2 separate regions of the Homo sapiens genome follow, and region 2 is linked to region 1. Evidence: chromatin loops called from intact Hi-C (ENCODE). Cell type or tissue: HCT116. All regions are shown on one strand.

Region 1 (8,000 bases):
CCTCCTCCCACCCCACCACAGTGTTACTTCCAGTGCCCTGAGAGCTCCCACACCCACCCTGGACCTCAAAAGCTCTCTGTTTAGTTAAGCTCATCCAAAAGGCAGATATGCCAAAGCCTCTGGAAAGACTTCAAGGAAGCCAGCCTCTACCTTAGCCGTTTGATGATTTCTGAAGCGTTACATCTGAGAAGGTGATCTGAGGGGCTCCTTAATGAGACTGAACAGTTCTGATCAGTTTCCGGCCAGCAGTGGCCATTCCGGTTGCCAAGATCATAAGTGCTAATGCTGACTAACACCTCAAGGCCAGAGCCAGGGCATCTTGGCATGCTCAGACTGAAGGGAACACAGAAAGCTCCCTGCTCCTTTCCTGGGGGCTGCCTGGGAGTTCAGCTACAATGTCTTTCCTCTAATCTGTCCAAAGACACTGTAGTCACCAGCCCCCAGCAATGGGGCAGCAAGTTGCAAATTGTGGGTCTGGATGCATTAAGACAATCAGAGCACCCAGACTGAGGGATGATAAAAAACAAAAGGAAAAATAAAATCATATTCAGAGAAAAGACCTTTGATCCTTCACCTATCAGAGTACTTTGTTCCAAAACACTGTGGAAAAATAATCAATTCTGACTTTCAAACATTGTTTTATAGGAATATAATTGGCTAATTTCCTTTTGTTTAAAACTCCGCCAAAAGATGTATCTTCTTTCGTCTACTTTAGCCAATTTATAAAAAAGGAAAGGACCACCTAACAAATGCTTCTTTCAGTGTTCACTAGTTTCAATCAATACTTCTGTCTCAAATTCCCCCTCCCCCTATGAGTGGCAGTGGGGGAATTTCAAGAATCAATAAGTGACATTTCTAAGACACCAGGAGCAAAAGATAACAGGGTGGATATTTACCAAACTATGTCAAGTGTGCATTTGCTAAAAGTCGTCCTTTCAGTGAAGGTCATTCAGTGTTTCTTGGTCCCTTGGTTTTCAAAAACACTTTTCATCACGGTTTATCAGAGAGAGAGGAGGATGAGCAAGAAGAGGCGGCTACAGGGGTGCTTCAGACTTTTGATCTGAAGCAACAGACCAGGAGTGGAGAACTGGCTCTCTGAGGTTCTCAGTTCAGCTGCTGTGGTTACTTTCCCCTTTGTAGTCATTTCTGACTTTTGGACACTTATGAAATCATTGATTCAACAAACCTTATATACACAATTTAGGGTATTTTTCTGTATGGTTTCATCTCACGGAAACCGTACAATAACTTTATGTGGTTGGTGCTATCCTCATTTCCATTTTAGAGCTGAGGAATGTGAAGTTCAGAGGTGTTAAATGACCCATCAAAGCCACACAGCCATCAAATAGAGTTGCTGGGACCAGACCCCAGGTGTCCTGAGCCCAAGTCTGACATTTGGATCATCTTCATCACACAACAACTTTTGCCAGTTGGTGTGGGAAAGAGAAAGCAGAGAAGTGTAGGCCTGTGAATACCAAGAATCCCAAAGGCTGGAGAACAGACTCAAGTGGAGTAAGACCTGTTTTGCGGAGTTCTACTTTAACAGCTGGTTCCTACCTTCTTTCCTTGGCCACAGGGGCCTCATAAAGCAAGTGGTGCTTGTGCCCCTTCACCGACCTGCCAGCATCTGCTTCTTAGAGACACCTTCTATGGGACTGGGGTAACCAAGGATGCTTTGGCTGCTCTCCCCCGTGAGTTCTTAGAACTACATGCCCCTATAACTTATAGGAAACTGCAAGTATGTCTTAGTACATCTTAAATGAGCTCAGTGCATTCTCATTTTCATGCAACTACAGTGGAAAGAGACTATTACCTTGACAACTGAAATCAATCCATCAACACAAATTCACTGGGTGCAACCTGTTTATTGTGGTAGATTGATTACAAAAACAGCCCCTAGTGTCCACCCCTCTCTGTGCCATGTACGCTTTGCAATGTGACTTTGCAGCTCCTCCTTCAGTAGGTGGAATCTGTTTCCCAATCACAAGAATTTGGGCAGGTCACGTGACTAGGTTTGGCCAACAGAATGAAGACAAAAACTGGTGTCCTCTTTCAGAGCTTAGGCCTCAAAGGGCCTTGTACATTTCAACTCTCTGCCTTCGAACTCACCTACCACCAGAAGAATAGCTTAGACCAGACTGCTGGGAGATGAAAGACCATGTAGAGAATTCTGAGTTGTCTCACCTGAGGCCATTACAGACCAGCCAGCATGCAGTCAATGTGCCAGATGCCCTCAGACATAGGAGCAGGCCCAGCCGAGACCCCCTGAAGCTGGTGCACCTTAGCAAGACCGTCCCATCAGCCTTGGGCTTGTAAGAAATCATACGTGGCTATGATTTGAAAACATTCATTTTGAGGGGCTGGGAAGATAGGGGTGAGTAAGGCACCTGCTTCACCAAACTTATCAAGGTGAGAGGGTCCAAAAAAAGGTTCGCTCCCACAAGTTTTATTATTATCTATTTCCTAGGCAGTAACAGGTTTGAAGATGTTCTGGGGGAGGTAAACACTACTTGTGTTGGAAGGTATGAGCCTGAAATGGTTCAAATTGTGGCTAAAAGAGCAAAAGCTTGGAGTCAGGTGACCTAGGTAAGAATCCTTGCCCTAGCACATATGTCCTATATGGAAAAGTCCCTCTCCCTCACAGGTATTCACTGGTTTTCACTCCAAGCCAGATGAATTTAACATAAGCCAAATTAATCCTGGCCCCCTAAGAAGGTTCATTACTGAAGGTCAGAGCCTCATTCATGCACGAACAATAGGACAGACTGAATGAGTCTCTAGTATACAGAAATAGTTAAAAATAGGGCCCAGTTTCTTCCCTACAAGGTCGAAATTACTGGCTCTTCCTGGACTCTGTCCCTGGTTTTCCTTAATGAATACTGCCCCCTACAGCATGTCAGTGAAATAGATTTTTTAAAAAATAATTTGCATGAACATTCCTATCTGGCTCTTAGATGAGGGCAAGGAATTATCCAAGTGTTAAATGGTGGAAACCACACATGTGACTTCTCATGAAGTAGCCATGATTTCTTCTGTGTGGCACCCATCCTTGCCTGTGAACTCTCTGATGGCCTCTGAGCATGAACTTGGCAAGTTCAAGACAATTTAAGTGAAGTTAAGGGAGAAATCTTCTCAAGAATGTGAATGGAGTAAAAGAGGTCATCACAAATGCACACAGGCATATCCACGTAAGATGCAGCCTTTTTCCAGCATACAAATGAATCCTAGAGTACAAGTAGCACCCTCAAAAATAAAGCTCATTTTTGGAATGAATGAATACTTTTAAGGGAACCAATCCAAAGGTGGGGTTTTGGGAACTCTAATAAACTGTGGGGATATGTGTGAAATTACTGAGGTGGAGGAGACTCTTCCAGAACAAATCACACCAACTTTACCCTTGCCTGGGGTAATTAAATGCTAGATTTGCAAGCAATCTGAGAGAAAATCTATTCCAACCTACCGGCTATTGTAAGAAACCTCACCTGTAGCATCCCTAGCAAGTGATATTCCAGCCTCTATTTGAATACCTCTGGGGTCAGGGAACTCACTACTCTCAAGAGAGCCTATTCAACTGTGAGAAGACAAATGTGAAAAGTTCTTTTCACAATATACATATGGAGCCAAAGTTTGCCTCCCTGTATTTTTTTTTTACTTTTACTCCCTATGTCCAGAGAGAGAAGAAAAAAGCTAGTTCAGGATATAGATCTTCATTTGTGCAAGGGAACTGGTTTCTGTCCATAAAACTGTTTTCAAAAACATCCTTTATTTCCAACCATTGTGTGGGAGAATGGGGATCATGGGCACAATGGACCCTGCAAACTTTGGCTATGGGTCTCACCCTGAAGAGGTTGTACCTAGTCCAGAGAATTAAGTTTCTACCTAATCCAGAGAATTAAGTTCATTCATAGTACCCCTCTTTTTTTTTTATAAGACCAGTTACCACAAAATGTAATGATACTGTTTGCATTTGTTTACTGTCTCTTCCATCAGACTTTAAGTTCCATGCAGGCAGAAATAATCTGCTTTTTCACTTTTGAATACTCAGTGACTGGCATAATGCTTGGTACATAGAAGACATTCAATAAATAACCTCAGACACATGAATATATGAAGGACTGAATTCCAAGTACATGAATGTATAATAAATAAGGGAGAGAATCATTTATTCCACACTATACAGTCTGGTTTAGAATTATTTGCCTCTTAAAAATGGAACCAAATCTAGCATAACCTTTTTGCAGCAAAAATCAACTAGTGCCTTCAAAAATCCTTCTCCTTAGGGCTAAACCTGATCCTTGAATCCACCAGCTGGCTGCCTGCCCAAGTGAGTGGGTGGACGGCTTTGTGAAGACCAATTTTAGCTCAGGCCTGCTGTCAGTTCCTCACCACTCAAGAGAAAGTCTTTCCACTAGGCCACATGAACCTGATCACACCCACACTGTGGGTTTTCTCCATTTCACATACATTCTCCTAAATTGAGGAAACAAATGTGGGGAGGCCCTGTCTGGAAGAAAGCATTTAGACAGTCTGCAAGTTATTATCCTCCCAAGCACAGTGCCTGAGAATGCCAGGCTAGAAACCAAGGATCCTCTAGGAAACACACACAAAACTTGGGCAGTAGGGGGCAGCAGTGACTTACAGTCCTAGGCTGTCCTGGAGCCAAAGGACTTTTTTTTTTTTTTCTTAAACTTTTCTTTTTCCAAGCTATGTAATTATAGCTTCCCCACTCCACATTTAGATTTCCCACTCCACATTTCAGAAAAATGCTGTGATTCTCCAACTCTGAAAAAGGCAAAGGGAGCATTAGATGTTAAGAGGCTGCCTTTACCTTTGCTCTTATGAAGGAAGCAGGCCAGGCCATTGATTTCCATCAGCAGTTGTTATCTGTGCATTGTCCACAAAGTTTGGGGAGCCTTGCCATCATAAAAACAAGCATAACCACTGCTAAGGAATCATGGCAGGAGCTCCTAGGACACTAAGAATGTGAACTGTGTCCATGAGGCCTTGGCACAAACCACCGTGTAGCATGACCATTCGTCCACAGGGTGTGACACCTGCAAATGGCCCATGTGTCACTCTCACCACCAAGTAGATATACCATGACCATTGTCTCAAATATTCTCATTGCAACCCCGACACCTTCATCAGGAGAAGACGGCTCCCTGGCACGTGGGCTACACACTGGTACCCTAATGAAATGCACACGTTGATGGAATCACAAAGGCAAGCTGCAGCTAAGAAACAAGCACTTTATTTGCGAGAGTCACTGAAGCCTGAGGATGTCATGTCCTCGGCCCAGAGAGGCAGCCAAGTGCACATTCACAAGAAACTCCTCAGTAAGTAGTTGCAGCTACATGAGCTGCCAGGCTTTACTGTTCAGGGTCTCTCTCCTCAGCACTCCATGCTTGCACTTCACATTGTGAACATGGGCTACATATGCTCACAGAAATGTTAGTTTCATTTATCCCAAAATATATGTATCTTCTCATGCTGTTGAACACTGTCAAATACCTAAACTTGGAGGACATAAACTTTTAAAGCGGACCTTAAACTAAGGGATGACCGAACTAAGTCCTGACTACAGATGAGAGCTTGATAAAAATGACTATTATGAGAGCACCCAGAAAGGTAAATACTTCTCCCTCCCAATGATCCTTGAAATGAAACTGAATTCATGTATGTGTGATAGTTTCCACGTAACAGATGGAAGCAAGAGAAATGCTGAGATTTATCATCTGAAGATCGGATGAACATCAACTAGTCATTTTCAATTCCTGAGACAAGACTAATCAAATAGATCTTTCATCTTTCCAAATGATATATTTTCTCTTTTTCTCTACTCCTTGTTACAAAAAGCCAGGTTTATTGTATTTTAGAGAAAGGATATATAGCAGAACCATAAGTTCACACATTGGTTTTGAAATGTATCCATATTTAGAGACAAACAAACATGGTGGCATTCTTCTTCTCTGTGAAAAAAGGATGGCTTCAGCATTAAAGGTTATTAGTTTCACACATTAGAGGGATTTTTGTGTCTCCTCTTCTGAAGGCTCTTTTAAATTACACAGTAGATCAAGAAAATGACTCCCAAAGGGGGCAAAAGACTGCACTGGATACAATTTCTTTCACCTTGATGTTTGACTGTAATGCTTGAGGTTAAGGACAAAAGCTAGGGTGGAGTAAGGGCAGTTGGGCACGTCACTCAGGTGCCTCTCTAGGCAGCTTTAATAGTGCTCGCCCTTCCTCTGAACAGGACAGTGCTCTCCTCCACATAAAGTACCACCAAGCTCTGCAAGTGCCAAGGAGACAAAGAGCTAAAAGATGATTCTCCAGCTAGGGCAAGGTGAGCCAACTTCTCCCTCAGAGCACCTCTTTGTCTTGTATTCCCTCTGCTTCCCTATTTAGACCTCAAAGGGACACTTTCTTTTTAATATTGCCAGTCTAAGGAAGAATCTGTTAGCTTAGCAGAAACAAGACAGCAATGAAAATGTAAAAATGAAAAATGCAAGAAAGAACTTTGCTAAAGGTTAGTGAGGCAATAGCACAAAGCCAAAAGAAAATAAGACCTATGCAAGTAGTTAAGTCTACCCAGTGTAAGTTGCTGGTTCTGAGAATAAATTTCAATATGTATATGACAAAATGTATACATACATTTAAATGATTCCCCATTTATTAATCTCCTGCTATGTGCTAGGCATTTGTCTGGGTGTCTTACTATATTACCTCCATTCCCCATAACAATGTACTACAAAGTAGTTGTTGAGAATTAAAGGGCAATTAAAAGGGAGTGTTCTCTTTTCTCGCTCTGTTGCCTAGGAGGAAGTGCAGTGGTGTGATCTCGGCTCACTGCAACCTCTGCTTCCCAGGTTCAAGCGATTCTCCTGCCTCAGCCTCCCACTTAACTGGGACTACAGGCGTACGCCACCACACCCAGCTAATTTTTGTATTTTTATTAGAGACAGGGTTTTGCTCTGTTGACCAGGCTGGTCTCAAACTCCAGACCTCAAGTAATCCTCCTGCCTCAGCCTCCCAAAGTGCTGGGATTACAGGCGTGAGTCATCATGCCCGGCAGGCAGTGTTCTCTTTTAAAGGTAACCAAGAAGTCCTGCTAAAACTAGGGTTCTCAAGCTCCAGTGCCTTAAGATCTCATGGGTGTGAAATGTAAACTTCTAGGCTTTTATTCAAAAATATGAATTAGAAGGACTCAGTTTGTAATGCCTGGGGATTTGTCTTTTTAGCAATTACCTCAAGGGATGATGAGATGGCTCATGAATCACACCTTGAGAGACAACAGTCTAGAGTTTTAATTGGATTATGCAAAAAATGAGAAAGAATGCTTCACATCTAACTTTCTCCCAACATTAGGGCTATAGAAGCCTGTTGCCACTTCAAAGATAAATCAACTGAATCTCTGAGAGGTAAGATAACTTGCTGTTGGAAAAGGATTAACAAAACCCTTTCCTCTTTTGGACGAGAATTTGACCTTGGGTTAACTTGCTAACTGTTCCCCTGGAAATGTGATAAAGATAGAATGCCCACTATATTACTAAGCACATTGCTTATGGTAAAAATGACACATCTGGATGGGAAAAACCATAAATGAGGTATAAATACTTCCTGAGGACACCATCATTTTGAGCTTCTCTGAGTTCTATGACAATTGATTGGGCCTAATCCTTGTGGGAACCCTAGAATTTATACTTATGGGGCTGTTACATACTCCCTTGGGGTATGTGACTTTTAAGCTGGATGGACTTGTGCACCTGCCCTATTCAAGTCTTATTCCCTCACACCTGAGCTGTTACCTGGGAATGCAGGGGTACAGCACTAGAATGGTGCTAAGCATGGCCTGTGATGGTCTTTTGAGGGTCATCCTGAGCAGATGCATTGGTGACCATGACATTTGGCCAGAGCCATACTTCTGGGAAGCGGCAGAGCCAATACTCAAACACAGTGGTCTGCCTTCACGGTACTTGCATTCTCTTTGATTGCAAGGCCCC
Region 2 (8,000 bases), 830 kb after region 1:
TGGTGCGATCTCGGCTCACTGCAGCCTCCACCTGCCAGGTTCAAGCGATTCTCCTGCCTCAGCCTCCTGAGTAGCTGGGATTACAGGCATGTGCCACCATGCCCGGCTAATTTTTGTATTTTTAGTAGAAATGGGGTTTCACCATGTTGGCCAGGCTGGTCTCAAACTCCTGACCTCAGGTGATCCGCCTGCCTCGGCCTTCCAAAGTGCTGGGATTACAGGCATGAACCACCGTGCCCAACCATGTCTCTTCATTTCTAATGGCTACTTATCAGCTGTGTGATCTTGGGCAAGTTGCTTAACCTCTCTAGGTTTCATCATCTGAAAAAGGGGGATGATAATGATACCACTTCATATGATTGTACCAAACAGTAAATGAGTTAATAAATGTAAAGTGCTTACAACAGTGCCTGACACAAAGCAAGTGCTATCAAAAAGATCAACATTGTTATAATAACTATTATTATTGTTGTTACTCTCGCTAGGGCTGAGCACTAGAAGAGGGAGACGGGGCTTCCTGTAGCTCCGAGTCTGCTAAGCAGGAGCCTGATTTGCCATGGACAGGAGTTGACTTCAGTCCTCAGGCTTGTGGGGTGGGGGCAGGGAGGACAGGAGCTACCATTTATTGAAGGCACAGAATCAAAGAATTCTCAAAACACCTTAGGGAGAAGATACTCTTGGTATCAAAGTGGTGCCATTGGTCTGGGGCAATAACCGAGGTTCATTGCCTCATTCCAAGGAAATCGAGGACATGGACACAAACGAGGAGTGAGTTTAAGAGCAGAGGTTTAATAGGTGAAAGAAAGAGAAAAGAGAAAAACTCTCTCCTGCAGAGAGAGGGGCTCCGGACTGGATCTTCCAGTTCCACGGTGAAATGCATGGAGGCGTTTTGTAGATGAGCTTGAGGAGGCAGTGTCTGATTGACATAGGGCATGAGAGATTGGTCAAACCAGGTGTGCTGTTTGCATAGCATGCAAAGAAGCTGGTCATCCCACCCTAATCTTTTATTATGCAGATGGGGTCTCTACCTGGCCGGTGCCATGTTGCCTGCTTTTTACTGCACATGTGGTGACAAAGGAAAGGGAAGAGGGAACCTCCGTGTTGAATATACCTGGCTTCCAGATATCGCTTTTCTATTGCCACAGCTGCCAGTATTTACCTATGTGAGCTTTTAGCTTGCTTATCTATGCTTGCAGCTTGATTTTTCAGGTTGCTTTTTCTTAGAAAAGAAACAAGTTAGGGGCTGCTTTTTATTAAAAGGAAACCTTACTGAGGACTCTCTTACCCTCACTATCTGCCTAAATAATTTCTTTCTAGTTCCTGTATCACTATCACCTTTTTAGAGATGAGGAAACCAAGGCTTCAGGGGGTTACAGGAGTCATCTGAGGTCATGTAGCCTGGAGTGTCTGAACCAGGGTTGCCCCTAGGCCCAGTGAGTGTGGCCCTGGTCCCTGTCGCCACCCTGCAAAAGGAAGGAAAGGGTAGTGCATATCCCTGTGGTTCCCAGAATGTCCTAGGGGAAGAAGGAAACTGCAAAGATGTACCTCTCAGCCCTTTGTGCCTGCTGGAAAATGCTGCAGGCAATATCCTATCAGGGTCCTGAGGGGAAGGTGGTGCTCTGGGCACTGCTTCCCTGACCTATATCCAGGAGGCTGGGCTCTGGGTGAGGTAGGTGGGGATGGGAATCTGTTGGGAAGAGCACTGGGCCAGGAGTCAGGAGCTGAATTTCAGACCTCACCCAGTGTGCCAGTTCCAGCACCTAAAACAAGGCCTATCAAGTAGCAAGGAGTGCACAATCAATATTCATTGAAGAAATGGATGAGTGAATCCATGAATGAATAACATAGGCCCTGCTCTCAGGGAGCTTTCAGCCTAGAGGAGCAGAGGAGACAGGTGCAGCAGCTACAGAGTTCAGATGAGGGGAGTGCCCTAGGACCTGGGTTATACCCCAAAACGGGAGCCTTCTGGGGCCTAACAGGTAAAGGGGACTACAGAAGGCAAAGAGGAGAGAGGAGTGCAGAGCACAGAGGCCTGCGGAGCATGGGCTTGGAGGCTGAGTAGGTTAGCACTTGAGAGGGATGTGAGAAACGGCTCACACTGTTCGGATCCTTATATTCTGGAACACATCCTGCCCCGACAAGTCCTTCCCTTCACTCTCTCAAAGCATAACTCCAAACTGTGCAGTTATCTGTGGATTGGGGTAAGCTTGGCTCCCCCACACTGATTTTCTAAATTTGGGCTGGACACAGGAGCTGGTTTGACACAGAGGCCCCACAGGTCTCCTCCATCCAACAAGCAAAGCCTGGGACCAGCCCAACCTTCAGGGAGTCGCCCTCAGCCTCCTGAGCTATAGGCCTTCACTGCACCCAAGTCTTCACTGACGCAGACCTCCACACTATGCCCTCCTCCCTGGCTGCCCAACCCTCCACCGTGGGGTCAGACACACCCTGCCCACCCCTGGCAGCTGGTCCCTACAGCCTCTCCCTGGCCCGCCCTGGCCAAACACTGGCAGAGGGAAGCCTGGGAAAACCAGACAGGCAGGACTTGCCAGATGGCAGCCAGGCCTGAAGGAACCTGGGGAGAAGAGGGTGACGTGAAGGTCACTGGGGCTCCCTGAAAGTCAGAAAGACATGGAGATCAGTTGTTGTTACTGAGACGTAATGGGCAGTAAGACTTACTCTTTTGTTTCCCAACAAATGACAGAATTATACCAGAAGTAATAACCCTTTCCATCTCTATAGGGCTATCGAGTCTCCAGCCCATGTTCACATGAGGTATCCGCTCTAACAGAGGAGCAGGAACAGAAGGGAACCTGGGGCGTACCTCCCTCCATCGCATAGCAGCAGGTGCAGGCACCGTGTCTTTGCCCAGTGCTTCCATCTGCTGTCCTCAGGCTATTGCCCTGCCCCAAAGCCTAACGTGGCAGACACGTGCTGAGCAGTTTCAGCTGGCCTTGGGGATTGGGATTTTAGGAGCAAGCTTCAGAAACCCTGTGGAAGACTGGGAAAGTCGGTGAAATAATAAAGATGGTCCTGACGATGACAGAGGGCACATTCTGATGTCACACGGCTTTAAGCATGTGCTAAGCACTCACATGTGCACCTTGAATACCTCACAACAGCCATCTTACTGATGGGGAAGCCAAGGACTGACTAGTAAGGTTAAGCAACATGACAGTAAGATTAAATTAGTAGTCCTAACCTGGATTCACAGACTTAGTAGATCGGGATTTGAGACCAGCATTTCAGTGGTTGATTAATAGACACTCGCAGGAGCTGCTGTACATGCTGCCATCCATGAATGCTCAGGTTGCAAAAATTACATGGGTCCCCTTCATTGCTCTACTTTAAATTGGGATGGATAATCTTGGCTACTCGGGAGGCTGGGGTGGGAGGACGGCTTGAGCCCGGGAGTTTGGAGATGCGAGCTATGATCCTGCCACTCCACTTCAGCCTGGGTGCAGGGGGAAACTTTGTCAAAAAAAAAAAAAAAAAAAAAAATAGAAAGGAAAAGAAAAGAAAATTGGCGTGGGTAAGTAGACAGTGAGTAGAGACCGGTTCCCAAACTTCACAGGGCATTCGTCTCACTTGGATTCATCTTCCTGTTCCCTCCCTCTGTCCTCACCCTCCCTCCCTATTCCCTCTTGCGCGCAGGCACACACACCACGCACAAACACACATCGGCTTGAGATCCCAAACTTTTTCCAGCAATGTCATTGACATGGGCCCCCTGCTGGCCAGTCAAGGGTTACCGCATACTAACAAAGCAATGATCCTTGACTACCACCTAGTGACGTAATGTGGTAACATTACATTTCTTTTCTATCCCTTCACAATCTGATGTGGTATTAAATATTTCGGCAACCGGAAGCCAAAATGTTAAGAGCTTGCTCTTTGTGCTCCCTGCTTCAGAATCCCTTAAAAAATTCCTCATTAAAGTATATAACAGTAAAATTTTGATGAAGTTGAAACTCTAAATTTAACTCAAAACTTGGCAGTGAAATTTGAATTAGAATAACAGGGGTACTATTTATCAAGCATCTATCAGCTAGGCATTGTACCAGTTGCTTTATATTGCTTAATTTACAATTTAATTTGATACTTCTATGAGGCATATCTTATATGTATTTAACAGATTTCAAAATTGGGGCTCTGAGAGAGAAAATAGCTTATTCAATATCAAACAGTTATTATGCAGAAGACTCAGGACTAACCAATACCGTCATTTATGAAGCATGCAAAAGTTAACCAAATGACTCTCAAAACACCCTTGGAGAACTACAGGATTAGTCCTATTTTAGGAATGAGGAATAGAGATCCAGGAAAGTTAAGGAGCTTCTTAAAGTTCACACAATGAGTATTGCAAAAAGTTAAGTGTCAGACTTCACTCCTCAGGAAGTGGAGTCTTTGCTGTGCTGCTCCTTGCCCCCCAGGGCCAAGACAACAGTTGTGCTCTGACATTTTAGGGTCCTCGCTGCCATTGTACCTGGCCTCACAGAGTCTAAAATATACCCCACCATCTCCAAGGTCTAGAGTCACCACATGGTTCCTCATCCCTGACACCTGAGTTGCCACCAAGCCCTATTGGCTCAGGGTCCTGAATTGCAGCCATATTCTGCTCCCCAGGCCCAAACCTCCAGAGCACTCCTTCTTCTCCTGAGTCAGACCAGTTCTTTGCCCTGGCCCCTAGAAGTAGAATTGCAGCTACAACCCAGCCCCTGAGCCCAAACTGCTAAAGGTGCCTCAGAGTCCCAGATCACGGCTCTCTGGACAACCTACATCCAATAAACACAGAGAGCAAACCTGCACCACAAGATCCAGGTGCCACAATAGGTTTGTGATACACTGAGCCTAGGACCCCAACCCCACAAATGCTCTAAGCACCTTCACCTGGAACCTAGTACCACTGCAGCTGCATGTAGGCCATGTCCGACCTGATACCGAGAAGGATTTTCTCAGCTAAGTCTCCACACTGTGGGGGAAATAAGAATAAGAGGACCCCAAAAGCCCTCGCTCATGAAGACTTTAACAACCTCCACCACTACTGCCACCGCCACAAACTTCTACAACCTAAGTCATTGAGGCACCCACAGTTATTCAGTGAGCCAACAAATGAGGAAGCTGCATAGAGATTATATCACTCAACTTACCCAAAAACAGAGTTGTCCTCACCAACCAGCACACCAAGACCAAACTGCAGGTGAAAGTCTTTCTCTGCAAAGATGATTCTAGAAAGTTTGGAAGAGGTAAATGTTCCATCAGATGCACAGATACAAGAAACATCATGCAGAGACAGAAGAAACATAAACAAGCAAGGAAATACGACACCACTAAAGGAATACAATAACCCTCTAGTAACAGACTCTGCTAAAAATGAAATTTAAAAATTTCTGGAAAAGGAGTTCAAAATAATGATTTTAAGGAAACTCAATGAGATACAAAAAATACAGATAGACAATTTAACAAAATCAGGAAAACAATTCATGATATGAATGAGAAATTTAACAGAAGGTGGATTTTTTAAAAAAATAAACAAACCCTGAAGCTGAAGAATTCAATGAATAAAATAAATAATACAATAGAGAGATTCAACAATAGACTTGATCAAGCAGAAGAAAGAACTCTAAATTCAAAGACAGATCATTTGAAATTATCCAGTCTGAGAAAAAAAAAAGAATGAAAAATAGTGAAGAAAGCCTATAAGACTTATGGGACACCATTAAGTGAACAAATATTCATAGTGTGGCGCTGGAAACACTGGATATCCACATGCAGTAGAATTAAACTAGATCCCTATCTCTTATATACAAAAGTCAACTCTGAATGAATTAATGACTGAAATATAAGACCTTAAACTATGAAACTATTGGAAGAAAACAAAAACATTGTATCAGAACATTGGTGTGGGCAAAGACTTTGTGAAGAGGACCTCAAAAGCACATGGATCAAAAGCAAAACTAGACAAATAGGATTGTATCAAACTAAAAAATTCCTGCACAGTGAAAGAAACAATCATCAGAGTGAAGAGACAACTAGCAGAATGAGAGAAAACATTTGCAAACTATTTATTCAACAAGGGATTACTATCTGGAATATACAAGGAACTCAAACAACTCAAAAGCAAAAACCAACCAAACAAACAAAAAAACCCACCAACAATCCAATTTAAAAATGAGCAAATGAGCTAAATAAACGTCTCTTAAAATAATACATAGGAATAGACAACAGGTATATGAAAAAAATGCTCAAAATCACTAATCATCAGAGAAATGCAAATCAAAACTACAATGAGATATCATATTAATACAGTTAGAATGATTGTTATCAAGAAGACAAAAAGTAAATAAATGCTGGTGGGGATGCAGAGAAAGGGAACTCCTATACACAGTTGGTGGGAATGCAAATTAGTGCAGCCATTATGGAAAACAGTACGGTGCTTCCTCAGAAAGCTACAAATCGAACTACCACATGATCCAGCAATCCCACTACTGGATATATATCTGAAGGGAAGGAAATCAATATGTTGACGAGATGTCTGCACTCTCATGCTTATTGCAGCACTATTCACAATAGTCAAGATATGGACTCAACCTGTGTCCATCAACAGATGAATGGATAAAGACAATGTGGTACATATACACAAGGGAGTACTATTCAGCCACAAAAAAGAAAGAATCTTGTCATTTGCAGCAACGTGAATGAGTCTGGAGGACATTATTTTAAGTGGAATAATTCAGGCACAAAAGGACAGATACCACATGTTCTCACACATGTGAAAGCTGAAAAAGTTGATGTCATAGAAATAGAGAGTAGAATAGAGGTTACTAGAAGCTGGGAAGGATGGACAGATGGATAGCCTAATTTTGGCTAACAGATACAAAATTACAGCTAGATAGGAGAAATAAGTTGTAGAGTCCTAGGGCAATGTAGGGTGATTATAATTAATGACAATTTACTGTATATTTTTAAATAGCTAGAAGAGTATATTTTGAATATTCCCAACACAAAGAAATGATAAATGTTTGTGGTGATGGATATGTTAAGGAACCCAATTTGATCATTATACATTGTATACATATATTGAAATATCACATTGTAAGCCATGGAGAGGGGCCTAGGTTGATGACTTCATCATAGTTATGAAAACTCTGGAAGCCACTAAGGATCTAAAAGATGAGAGTCATCCTGGAATCCAAGTTTGGCCTCAGAGAGAGGCCTATTTGAGCTCTCTACTCTCTTTGGTACTTGGAGGAGAGAAACCTCCATAGGCACCAGAGTTCTCTTAGTTTCAGATTCATCACAACTGTAAGGCATCCCATTTTACAGATGGGGAACTGAGATCAAAAGAGTTGCCATTTATGTTGGAGATCCCACAATCAGTAATTATCAAATTAGAAATAAACCACATATTATAAAACAATATCAATTGTGTATTTTGTATGCATATACTAAAGTATTTATGCAGTTGTTTCCATGTGGAAGTATAACCAGTGATTTATGTTTTCATCTATATTCTATATCTTGTACATTCAGCAGCCTGATAAGACTTTTCTGAAGCACAGACGTGATCAATTCATTTCCTAAATGGTTATCCTTTCTTCTCAGAAGGAGATTCTCATTTCGTATTATGGCTACAAGCTTAAAAGGAATGAAAGAGTTTAGAACAACTCATGGTGGAAAGTCTAACAGGAAAATGTCATGAAAATGCAGGACTTCAAAAGACCGAACCTTTAGTGTATTCTCATTCATGAGAAATACAACTGCCAAGAAACTGCCTGATGCACACTTGGCTCTGGGGAAAACAAAAACAAAAACAACAACAACAACATCAAAAGACAAAACAAAACCAAAACAAAAAGCTCTTCTTGAGAATTTATAACCATAAATCAGTATCACATTGTGATCCAAATTCATACAACCTGTGGTCTTCCTAAAATTTCAAATGACAAATGAGGTTTCTGAGGACAACCTGATACATGAAAGCACATTGGGAAGTTCCT

What was found. A loop is a pair of places that touch in the nucleus more often than their neighbours do. Peaks named below come from ENCODE experiments on the same cell type or tissue, not always from the same donor. Only the 100,000 strongest peaks of a DNase experiment are listed, where the experiment ranks them.
Region 2: a loop joins it to region 1, with 7 times the contacts of the local background. A loop is called at or near these places in 14 of 110 quality-filtered maps.

Annotation. Positions count from the first base shown.
Region 1 is chr11:19,900,336-19,908,335 of GRCh38, reverse strand. All of the region lies in intron 6 of NAV2 (neuron navigator 2), which reads right to left. Among named protein-coding and RNA genes, the nearest start is that of NAV2-AS3, 77 kb to the left of the region's middle. In HCT116, CTCF peaks have their summits at 2,671, 2,873 (motif pointing left) and 4,628 (motif pointing right); DNase peaks (open chromatin) are centred at 2,915 and 4,605.
Region 2 is chr11:19,067,122-19,075,121 of GRCh38, reverse strand. No RefSeq gene overlaps it. Among named protein-coding and RNA genes, the nearest start is that of MRGPRX2, 10 kb to the right of the region's middle. In HCT116, a CTCF peak has its summit at 3,757 (motif pointing left); a DNase peak (open chromatin) is centred at 3,741; H3K4me3 peaks cover 399 bases.